Linked DNA regions of Homo sapiens: region 1 is linked to region 2. Evidence: chromatin contacts called from ENCODE Hi-C or POLR2A ChIA-PET data. All regions are on one chromosome and are shown on one strand. The core of a region is the stretch at or near the end of the contact, and the rest is flanking DNA. Distances in the headings are between cores, read along the strand shown.

Region 1 (5,576 bases), core at 830-3,329, 39 kb after region 2:
ATCACCACTGACAGGACACACAGACATGGTGCACCGCCTGGTATGATGGGATACCATGGGAAGGCACAGCCTCACCTTCATGGCATGTTCGTGTTCAAATGTATTTGACCTGAATCAAATCAGACAAATCCAGATTGTGAGACATTTTACAAGGCAACTTATACCTAGGCTCTTCAAAAATGTTAATGTCGTGAAAAACAAGCAACCAACAAAGGCGGGGGGACTGTTCTAGATTAGAGGAAACTAAAGAAGCATGGTTTAAAGTCTTTGCTGTATACCAGATTGTTTTTTTCTTAAAGTCATATCCCAGTGACTCAGGAGGCTGAGGCGTTCAAGAGGAGTTCGAGACCAACCTGGCAACACAGTGAGATTCCATCTCTAAAAAAATTTTTGAATTAGCCAGATATGACAGTGTGTGCCTTTATCCCAGCTACTCGGGAGACTGAGGTAGGAGGATAGCTTGAGGCCAGGAGTGGGAGGCCGCAGTGAGCTGTGATAGTGCCACTGCTCTTCAGACTGGGCAACAGAGTGAGCCCCTGTCTCTAAAAATAAATAAGTAAGCCATAAAGGATATTTTGGGAGAATTGGGGATATCGAAATATATTTATTACATTAGCTAATATTATTGTATGAATGTGAAATTTATTGGATGTGATGAAATTGTGGTTATAAGAGAAATTATAAGAGGAATGCCCTTGTTCTTTTTTTTGAGACAGGATCTCACTCTGTCGTCCAGGCTGGAGTGCAGTGATGTAATTATAGCTCACTGCAACCTCCAACTCCTGGGCTCAAGCAATCCTCACCCTCAGCTTCTCCAGTAGCTGGGACTACAGGCACGTGCCACCAAGCCCAGCTAATTAAAAAAAATTTTTTAGTAGAGATGAGGTCTCACTATGGTGCCCAAGCTGGTCTCAAACTTCTGGCCACAAGTGTTCCTCCCACCTCAGCCTCCTGAAGTGCTGGGATTACAGGCATGAGCCACCACACCTGGCCTGTCCTAGTTCTTAAGTGTCATGATATCTTTGAGTTTCAAATGCTTTAGTAAATGCATATATATGTATGTGTGAATATATTTTTATATTCACATATTTTATATTTTTATATTCATATATACATATATATGGAAAGAGAGAGAAAGAAAGCAAGCAAATGGTGAAATGTTAACCCATGGTGAATATAGATAAAGGATTTACTGGTTTTCCAGTATTATCCTTTTAACTTTTTTCTAGGTTTAAAAATTTCCAATAAAAATTGAGAAGTTTAACAGAGTTTAACAGAGAGAGCAAGTAACTTGCCACAAAACACAATTACTAAACGGCACATCTGGGAGGCAACGTCTGTATCAGTGCTAAGGGGCAATGGCTATTATTTAAAAATGGCTATTTAAACCTTCCTCTAGGTTTAAAGGAACCTAGAGCTGGCCAGGCGTGGTGGCTAATGCCTGTAATCCCAGCACTTTGGGAGGCCGAGGTGGGCCGATCACTTGAGGTTAAGAGTTTGAAACCAGACTGGCCAACATAGTAAAACCCCGTCTTTACTAAAAATACAAAAACAAGCCTGGCATGGTGGCACATGCCTGTAATCCTAGCTACTCGGGAGGCTAAGGCAGGAGAATCGCTTGAACCTGGGAGGCAGAGGTTGCAGTGAGCAGAGATCACACCACTGCACTCCAGCCTAGATGACAGAGCAAGACTCCGTCTCAAAAAATAAAATAAAATAAAAAATAAAGGAACCTACAGCTGAACACTTTTATCATATAAAAAAATCTTCACCAAACTTACTTGTTTGCCACACTTCTAATAAGTAGGAAAATGCAACAGAGGCCCCACATGATCCCAGGGTCTCAGGCACTTTCTCGACTCTTCTAAAGGAATGACTCTAATAGTTTTTCATCAGGGCTGCTTTCCCTTTGGCTACAGCGTAGTCAAAATAATTCCTGCCCAGTTTCTGGGTTCCTAGGAGACAAAGCTTAACATCCTTGCCAAGAGTGGTGAAACCTCTGTGGCCCTGGAGTTTCCATGGTGCAAACAAAGTCCTGGCTCTACCCACAGGCCACGCCAGCTGCACAGGAGGGACAAAGATGCAAGACCTAGCAAACGTATGTGGGCCATCATCAGTCATCTAGAGTGCTTGTTTAAAATGCCCCATCCTTATGGTGGCTGAGTCCTGGGAACCTTCTTTTTGTTTTTTGAGACAGAGTCTTGCTCTGTTGCCCAGGCTGGAGTGCAATGGCACGATCTTGACTCACTGCAACCTCTGCCTCCTGAGTTCAAGCGATTCTCCTGCCTCAGCTTCCCAAGTAGCTGTGAATACAGGCACCTGCCACCACACTTGGTTAATCTTTTTTGTATTTATATTTATATTTATTTATTTTTTTTTGAGATGGAGTCTCACTCTATCGCCCAGGGTGGAGTATAGCGGCACTATCTCAGGTCACTGCAACCTCTGCCTCACAGGTTCAAGTGATTCTCATGCCTCAGCCTCCCAAGTAGCTGGGATTACAGGCATGTGCCACCATCCTTGGCTAATTTTTGTGTTTTTAGTAGAGACGGGGTTTCACCATGTTGGTGAAGCTGGTCTTGAACTCCTGATCTCAAGTGGTCCGCCCACCTTGGCCTCCCAAAGTGCTGGGATTGGCCAGGCGCAGTGGCTCACCCCTGTAATCCCAGCACTTTGGGAGGCCAAGGAGGGTGGATTACCTGAGGTCAGGAGTTCAAGACCAGCCTGACTAACATGGAGAAACCCCATCTCTACTAAAAATACAAAATTAGCCGGGCATGGTGGCACATGCCTGTAATCCCAGCTGCTTGGGAGGCTGAGGCAGGAGAATCGCTTGAACCTGGGAGGCGGAGGTTGCGGTGAGCCGAGATCGCGCCACTGCACTCCAGCCTGGGTGACAAGAGTGAAACTCCGTCTCAAAAAAATATAAAAACCAAAGTGCTGGGATTACAGGTGTGAGCCACTGCTCCCAGCTGGGAACCTTCATTTTAACCAGCATTCCTCTGCAGCACACTAAAGTTTTGGAAGCAACAGTCTAGACTAAAATCCTAATTCCTAAACCTAGCGTTCGAGGTCTTGCAAAGTTTGGCTTTCCTTACTCCTCAACAAGTACCTTCCCCTCCAGCCAGGCTGAAGGGTTCCTTAATGTGCCTTCTAGCTTGTGTCTGCTCAGGCCTGCCCTTCACTGGCATCTTTCCTATCTCTCCTTAATCCACGTGATGCCAACTCAGCTTCAAGACCTAATTCAAGTCCCATCTGCTCCCAGCAGACTTTCTGATCACCCCAGCCTCCCTCCCAGGGGTTCCTTCCTTTCTCTGATTTCATTCAACATTAAATTGGTGGCATGCAGTTTAATACTTTATGATATACTATTCATTGTGGTTTTTCACTTGCTTTGATTGAGTTAATGGCATTCTCTTGCAACCTGTGACATCCTCTAGGGCAGGAATCACATGTTTCTCTCTTGCACCCTCCTTAGTACCAAAGACACAATTAAAGTCCCAGGTAGATCCTGAGAACCAATTTGCTAATAACTGAATTGAGGAACAGATGGGAGACAAATTGGGTGAAAAAGGGCGGGAGGGAAAGAGAAGAAGAGGATTGGCCATGGCCGTGTGTGAAGGGCATGGGACATTTTGGTTGAGGCTGGGATCCTAGGCTCAGTGGATGGGTGGAGTTTGGGCGACCACCCCGCCCCCGCCACCATAATTATTTGCATTTGGGGCTTGGCTGCTTCAGGGTCTCTGCCCCCACATAACAATTTGCATCCATAAATTTACATGGAAGTGAAGGAGCTTCCTGAAAGAAGAGACCGGCCTCTGTCGCCTCTCCATATTCCTCCCTTATCATTCAAAGTCATGTGTGGTGAACATGGGGATAGAGGTGCAGGCGGTAGAGCAGGACGTAGAGTCATACGGCTGCACCCCTGAAGGATGCAGCTTAAGGGAGGATGGGAATGCCTGGACTCCTTCCTGAGGCTCTCAGTGATTTTAGTCCCACAACTCCATGGTGGCCTATCTACCCCAGATTCTCCCTCCGCAGACATCTGCCCACCTATGCTTGAAGCAGTTGAGGCCAGCAAGTAGGGCTGTGTGGAGAGGGGACACCATGGATATTTTCTCATAAATGTAAATGGGACATCCCTTGTAGGCTCAAGAAGATGAAGCTGCCACATTCATGCTGTTCCCAGATCCCCTACTGCAGTTCCCTCTGCCTGGAGTGCCCTCTCCTCTGGCGGCTGCCTGATAAATCTTTGGGGATGGCCTGGCTGGACTCCCCAAGGCAGACTAAATTCTGCTTCCTGTTCTCATAGTCCTGCTTGAAGGCCTCTGTGAACAGCTCAGACTCCCCAGTAAAATAGGAACCATGACCACTCTCAGGGTGGTAAAGAGAAAACAAGATAATACAAGGCAAAACAAAGGGCTTGGAATTGCTTCTTTACTCCTATCTCCCCGCATTTCGCTGATAAGGCTGGTGATTCTGGACACTCTAGTGCTGGATGGGAGCATTCCGAGGAGAGGAGGCTCCAGCCCTGGGGATGCTTCTTGGCCATGAGCTGCCTGTCCTCGCTCGGACAAAGGAAGTACCCAACCTTAACATCCACGGGAGAAAACCCAAGGCAGCAGATGGAAGAAGAGCTACAAAGATAGCAGTCATTGGAGGAACAAAGAAAGGTCAGTGACCTGTGAATTATAAGGACAGTCCGGACACAAAGAGCCAGAAACCACAGTGGGCTCCTAATGGAAGAAAAGTGAAAGAAAAATCAATGGTGTGGGGAAGCTTCTCCTCCCATCTTTCAAATGGCTGCAGAAGGAGGAGGGGGAGGAAGAGCTCTGAGCTGGGAATATATTAGCTGCCTGATCTCCATCCTGTTACCAAGGGAGTGGAGTCCTTGTCCCCAGAGGCCTCTCAGGAGATGGTAGATAATTACATATGGGTCTCTGGTTTGGTACAGCTCTGTCTCAAGGCAAGGGATGGAATATATGACCCCTTCAAGCTTCTCTTATCTGTACTGGAGCAGGTTACCACGAGACAAAGAGAATTCAAGAGGCTGTCACATAATTATTTGTGTTGCATGCTTCCTTTAGCTTTTGAGAAATCTCGGAACAAAATCTTCAGCGCTCAAGACCAGAATGAATTTGGTGGTTTCACGACCCACCCCCTCCCATCTTTTATTTAAAATAATTAAAAAAACTCCAATCTCCTGAAATTCTTAAGACAGAAGAAGCTTTAGAGTCGACAAGAACGAGATCTTTTGCTTTCATTAGAAATGTCTGCATTTCTCTCTGGTTAAAGGAGGGTGGGATATATTGGAATATTAATGAGGAGCATTTAGATGAGGCTCTTAATTTGAAAAGAATATGAGAATTAATGCTTGAGTTTAATTGGAGCCTGAATCATCACAGATAGATTTTTACCCTCTTCTCCTTAATCAATTTCACCCTAATTAATTCTTCTGTGGCTAAGTCTTGTTACATTAGATAGTCTGCTGATTATTTCCACAATCAAGAGACTGTATATTCATGCATTTTTAATAAGGAACGACTGCATCCTTTTTCATAAGTGATCCTGCCGGT
Region 2 (5,629 bases), core at 587-3,086:
ACACGTTCCCTTTCACTTCTGCCACTGTTCCAATGCCCTTGCTAGTACTTGATCCAAATCTCTTATCCTAGCTTTCAATGTTCTGCATGGTCTTGCCCCACCCTATGAAGGGTAGCCGAATACACGGCCCTAAAATATGCCACTTGGGCACAAGGATTATTTTGAGCTGAAGGCAGTTGAGAAGAAGCAGAAACATGAAAAACTCTCTGCCCTCCCCCTATTTGCCTAAAAGCCGGATATAAATTTACAAGGGTGTCCCTCCTTCCCTCTCAATCAGGAAGGACAAAGGTTGATCACAGAAGACGGCCTTAGACCTCTATCAGCCTGGAGACAGCACCAGAGGAATCTGCATAAAAAGCTTTGCTAACTAGCCTTTATCTACCATTATTTTGTTCAGTTATTTGTCTTTCCACAATTGCCACCCCTAGGGACTCAAGGTCCATTGCTTTTGTCTTGTCACTTCTCTAAAATTGCATTGTTTTTTGTTGAAGATGCTATATAAGAGTTCTAAGTCATCTCTTCAAGGTTTTCTCATTTTCCCTGAGTGTCTCCCATGTTTACATATTAGTAAACTTCTGTGTTTTTTTCTTTTTCTTTTTTTTTTGAGAATGAGTCGCACTCTTGTTGCCCAGGCTAGAGTGCAGTGGCACGATCTCTGCTCACTGCAACCTCCGCCTCCCAGGTTCAAGCAATTCTCGTGCCTCAGCCTCCTGAATAGCTGGGACTACAGGCACCCGCCACCACACCTGGCTAATTTTTGTATTTTTAGTAGAGATGGGGTTTCACCATGTTGGCCAGGCTGATCTCAAACTCCTGACCTCAGGTGATCCACCCACCTTGGCCTCCCAAAGTGCTGGGATTACAGGCGTGAGCCACCGCACCCAGCCCTGTTTGTTTCTCCTTGTTAATCTGTCTTCTGTTACAGGGGTCCCAGCTAAGGACTCAGAAGGGTACAGGGAAAATTATATTTCCTCCCTGACACTATCTTACAATACGTGCTGGACTCTTCCATTGCTCCACTAAATCGACTCAAAGTAACATAATTTCAACCGGCCTTCCTCTGGCGAGCTGCCCATCCCCTTTTTCCCTATCAAGAACACCTCCCTTGACTTGCCTCCAAATCTTTCTCTTCCTTCAAGGCCAGGCTTCAGGAAGAGAATCCCATTCAGTCCCTTCAGGAAGCATTTCCTGACTTTTTCAGCCCATAATGAGTTTTCCCAGCTCTGAATGTGGCATTCACTCCTTGACCCCTTTTTTTTTGGTACCAATTATCCTACTGGGCTTTGTCCTATGGTACTTTTGTACCTGCCTTTTCTCTCTAGCTAAATTGTAATAATTTGGAAGGTAGGGTCCAAGTCTTACTAATCTTTTTCTTTCCCCCTTCCATTCATCATACATTTATTGAGCACCGACTACATACCAGGTATAAAGTCTAGTACATAAGGTCCCAAAGGAGTGTAGGACACAGCCCCCACAATGGAGTTCTGGAGAAAATAAAACACATGGGGCTTGAGAAAAAACAGGGAATGTGTCTCCCCCATGGAGCACTCATCAGAAAAATCTGGAGTGACTTCCTGTGGGAGCACTCAGCATCCTGAATGAAGAAGCAGTCTCATTCTCAGAGGGAGTGGCTGCCCATTCATGGAGACACTCACTCACCCGTTGCCTCATTCATTCATTCATTCATTTGATAAATATTTGTTGAGTCCTCACTTTATCCAAGTGACTCATGAGATTGGTCACACTGCAGCCCAGGGCTGGCTGGAGTGTGTGTGGTGGGGGTGGTGGGGGACACCAGAAGCCCGGAAAGCTTTAGGGGTGTGTCACTTCTTTGTCAGTTCCTGTTAAGAGGCATGAGTCCCTGCTGGAAATGGTCTTGGGAAAGATGGGGTGGGCGTGGCAAGGGCAAGAAAGCTTGGAGTTTCATGGAGGAAAGGAGGATGGATACCAGCCTTCTCTGAGGGCAGGGTGCCAAACCCTGCCTGTAGTTCCCTTTGGAACAGTTTGCTCTGCCAAAGAGCAGGTTCCCTTTAAAGTTCTTTCCTTCCGTGATCATTTGGGGCTTTTCAAACAGCCCCATGAGGCATTGGGTCATATACCAGCCAGGAAAGCTAAGGCTAGGAGATTTATGATTTCCCCCATAGTCACTGGGCTATGTCAGGCCTAGGCTTAGGCCTGGCCTCCCCAGTTTCGTTGTAGAGGGCTATGTTCTTGACACCTTTGGACCCTGTATGCCAGACTTTACACCTGGTATGTGGTAGATACTCAACCTGCTCTCTCAGCAGGAATCAGTCAGAGGGGAGGAATCTCTGGCTCCACATAGTGAAGGAGGCAGGCCTCTGGAACAGAACACTTTAAATTTCAGACCAAAGTGATGGCCTTCATCATATCTAGCCACTGGCAGCTCTTTGGCTCTCACTCAGAAATTAAATGATAACTAATTACCAAATCCTAACTCCAATTGACTTCCAAACTTTACTTATTTATTTATTTATTTATTTATTATTTTATAAAAATATAAATAGAGAGAGGGTTTTGCCATGTTGCCCAGGCTGGTCTCAAACTCTTGGACTCAAGCCATCTGCCTGCCCTGGCCTCCAAAGTGCTAGGATTACAGCTGTGAGCCACCGTGCCCTGCATTTTTTTTTTTCTTAGAGACAGGGTTTTGCTTCACACAGTCTACAGTGCAGTGGTGCCATCATACCTCATTGCAGCCTTGACCTCCTGGGTTCAAGGGATTCTCCTGTCTCAGTTTCCCAAGTAGCTGGGACTACAGCTATGTGCTACCATGCCCAGATTATTTATTTATTTATTTATTTATTTATTTATTTATTTATTTATTTTTTATTTATTTATTTTGTAGAGACAGTGTCTTACTATGTTGCCCATACTGTTCTAGAACTCCTGCAAATTCTTTTTTTTATTTTTATTTTTTTCTGAGATGGAGTCTTGCTCTGTCGCCCAGGCTGGAGTGCAGTGGCGCGATCTCAGCTCAGTGCAACCTCCGCCTCCCAGGTTCAAGCAATTCTCCTGCCTCAGCCTCCTGAGTAGCTGGGCTTACAGGCACCATCATGCCCTGCTAATTTTTGTATTCTTATTGGAGATGGGGTTTTACTATGTTGGCCAGGCTGGTCTCAAACTCTGGCCTCTTGATCCGCCCGCCTCTGCCTCCCAAAGTGCTGGGATTACAGGCGTGAGCCACCGTGCCCGCGCCACAAATTCTATCCTTAATGTCCAAATTCTAACCCCTCCTTTAAATCATTCACTCCTTTATTCTAATGGGAATACATCACTCCACCCCTAAGGGAAACTTGGCCTCTCTCAAATCCTCATAGCCCCCAGTGGGTTCAAGCATCCTGGGGCAATGAGAAGGTCCAAAATAAGGGTTGCATGCATGCCAGGGAGGAGCTGGTGACACCACGAATTTGTCTTCATTATGAAAGTGACCCCCTTTCTCTCTCCAGGTACTCAGGCTATCATGTTGTCCCCAGGCCCTCCTGGAAGGAGGGGAAAAAACATGGTGTTAACCCTTCTAGATATTTTCTAGCAAGGCCTAAAACAGGCAAGGCTTAGCAGAAGAGATGAAGCATTAGCAGAAGGAGTCCAGGTATTTAGGCATGAATTCATTTATTCAGGCATGAATCAGATATAATCCCCACCTTCAGGCGGATTGCGACCTAGAGACAACTGATTTTCTTCTAAGAACGCTTACAATGAGTTAGGTACCAGTGTTACGTATTTTCCATGTTATATTTTATTTAATTGCTACTATCCCATGGAAAAGGAACTATTATCCCATTTTGTGGATGAAGGAACTGAGGCTCAGCACTAGTAAAGGGCAAAGCCAGAGACTGAAAGCCTCCTAAGTCCCCTTTCCTGCATTGTTTCCAGGTGGGGCAGGTGAGAAAAGTGATCCAGTAACCCTGGAGGCTGTTTCTGATTCAAGTCACCTCCTGCACCACCTAGGCCCGAGCTGCAGGCTGTGGAGCCAGGAGATGGGTCCAGATTCTCTCCTAGGCTGCACCCACCTCGGCTAGGCTGAGCCTATTAGATTGCAGGCCCTGTGGGCAGGGCTGTTACAATGGTCGCCTGGCGTCAGTGGTCAGGGCCTGGACCCTGGGAGTTCTGTTGTGTGGTTACTGCTCTTTTCCCTGGTGTGTCATTCTTGTTGACCACCAGGGTTCCAAGCCACTGGAGAGCTTCCCATTGAAGTCACAGCCAGACTTGCTTTCTCCACAAAGTACAAAGCCCTGCCTTAAAGGGAGCAATTCTGCTTCTATTTTATGAGTATTGTAAAATAATGCTATTTAGTAACTGGTTATGTCAGGCAGCTACTCTATGCCCAGCCTTGTGGAGAGGAATGACCCCTGCCCTTAAGGTGCTTACAACGTGGTCATAAAATATATGAACTAATGAGTAGGGCATAATAATAATAATAATAATAATAATAGATGACATCTGTAGAGCATTAACTGCATACCCGGGGCTGCAGCTTTCAACAGGACTATCTCATTTAATGCAAAATAACATCAGCACACATTATCGCAACTTTACTGCTGCAGTATGTAACAGGTGGGAAGAGCCAGGGAAATGGGATCGGAAGAACTTTCAAATTTAAATCTTGTCAAATACTACCTGCATGATGCTTGGAAGGAACCTGGAAGTTACTTAACGTATCTGAACCTCAGCTTCTCTAGCTGCAAAATGGGGAATATTTTAAACCCCTAGGTAAAAAGTTACCTGTGAGTCCTCCAGGAACTCTCTCCTTTGACACACATTCTGGTCAGCCCCACATTCTCCTGGGGGATCTGACTCTTCCAGAGAAAATTCCTGCTAGAGGTGTTAGTCCCTCCCATCCTCAGACCCCATCTACACAGGTGAGCCCCGAGGGCTGAGCACCAGGACAAAGCCTTCCAGCAGTATAGACATTTTTCTTCTTTCCCCCTACTTTGTTGTTTTTTGTTTTGAGACAGGGTCTCACTGTGTCGCCTAGGCTGGAATACAGTGATATGATCATGGCTTACTGTAGCCTCGACCTCCTGGGCTCAGGTGATTCTCCCACCTCAGCCACCCAAGTAGCTGGGACTACAGGTATGTGCCACGTTGCCTGGCTAACTTTTTAAATATTTTTTTCGTAGAGACAGGGTTTCATCATGTTGCCCAGGCTGGTCTTGAACTCCTGGGCTCAAGAGATCCATCCACCTCGGCCTCCCAAAGTGCTGAGATTACAGGTGTGAGCCACTGCACCAGGCCTACTCTCCTACCTTTTGTTTGTGTATTTTTTTGGTAACCACAATCCTTGATGTTTCCTAAAGTCCAGTAGAAGGATCTCATGAAAATTGTGGCATTCCCTCTCAGGATCAGCCACGGCTTTTGCACACTGTTCCAGTTGGAGGAACCAACCACTGAGCATATATTCTTAATAAACACAAAACACACACACACACACACACACACACACACACACACACACACACCTCGGCTCAGTCACCACTGCACCTGGGAAGCCTTCCTTAACTCTCCTGACAGGCTGGTCTCCTCTCTGACGCATGCTCCAGGCACCATCCACTTCCTTCTCCTTTGTTGCTTTTGTCATGGCTATTATTTTACATTTGTTTCTGCAATTATC

Evidence for each region. Hi-C counts contacts between places; a loop is a spot of excess contacts on that map. ChIA-PET counts read pairs that join two places held with the same protein, here RNA polymerase II (POLR2A). Pooled maps may share reads with other maps.
Region 1: a map of psoas muscle shows a loop between it and region 2 (2.8-fold over the local background). The contact joins two enhancer-like sites. A Hi-C loop is called at or near these places in 11 of 168 maps with a recorded cell type or tissue (Caco-2, HepG2, IMR-90 and 8 more) and 9 of 50 pooled maps. POLR2A ChIA-PET finds 5 or more read pairs at or near these places in 6 of 52 experiments (BJ, H1, HEK293 and 3 more).

What each region holds. Positions count from the first base shown.
Region 1 is chr2:47,227,059-47,232,634 of GRCh38, reverse strand. The region is part of intron 3 of EPCAM-DT (EPCAM divergent transcript); the gene reads left to right. All of the region lies in intron 1 of LOC124907763 (a long non-coding RNA gene), which reads right to left. Among named protein-coding and RNA genes, the nearest start is that of CALM2, 53 kb to the right of the region's middle. Within about 2 kb of position 2,079, at least 6 of the 41 ENCODE cell types and tissues checked have a DNase peak (open chromatin) inside an H3K27ac peak, as active enhancers do; they include ascending aorta, where a contact is called at or near this core.
Region 2 is chr2:47,266,063-47,271,691 of GRCh38, reverse strand. All of the region lies in intron 3 of EPCAM-DT (EPCAM divergent transcript), which reads left to right. Among named protein-coding and RNA genes, the nearest start is that of BCYRN1, 66 kb to the left of the region's middle. Within about 2 kb of position 1,836, at least 23 of the 41 ENCODE cell types and tissues checked have a DNase peak (open chromatin) inside an H3K27ac peak, as active enhancers do; they include ascending aorta, where a contact is called at or near this core.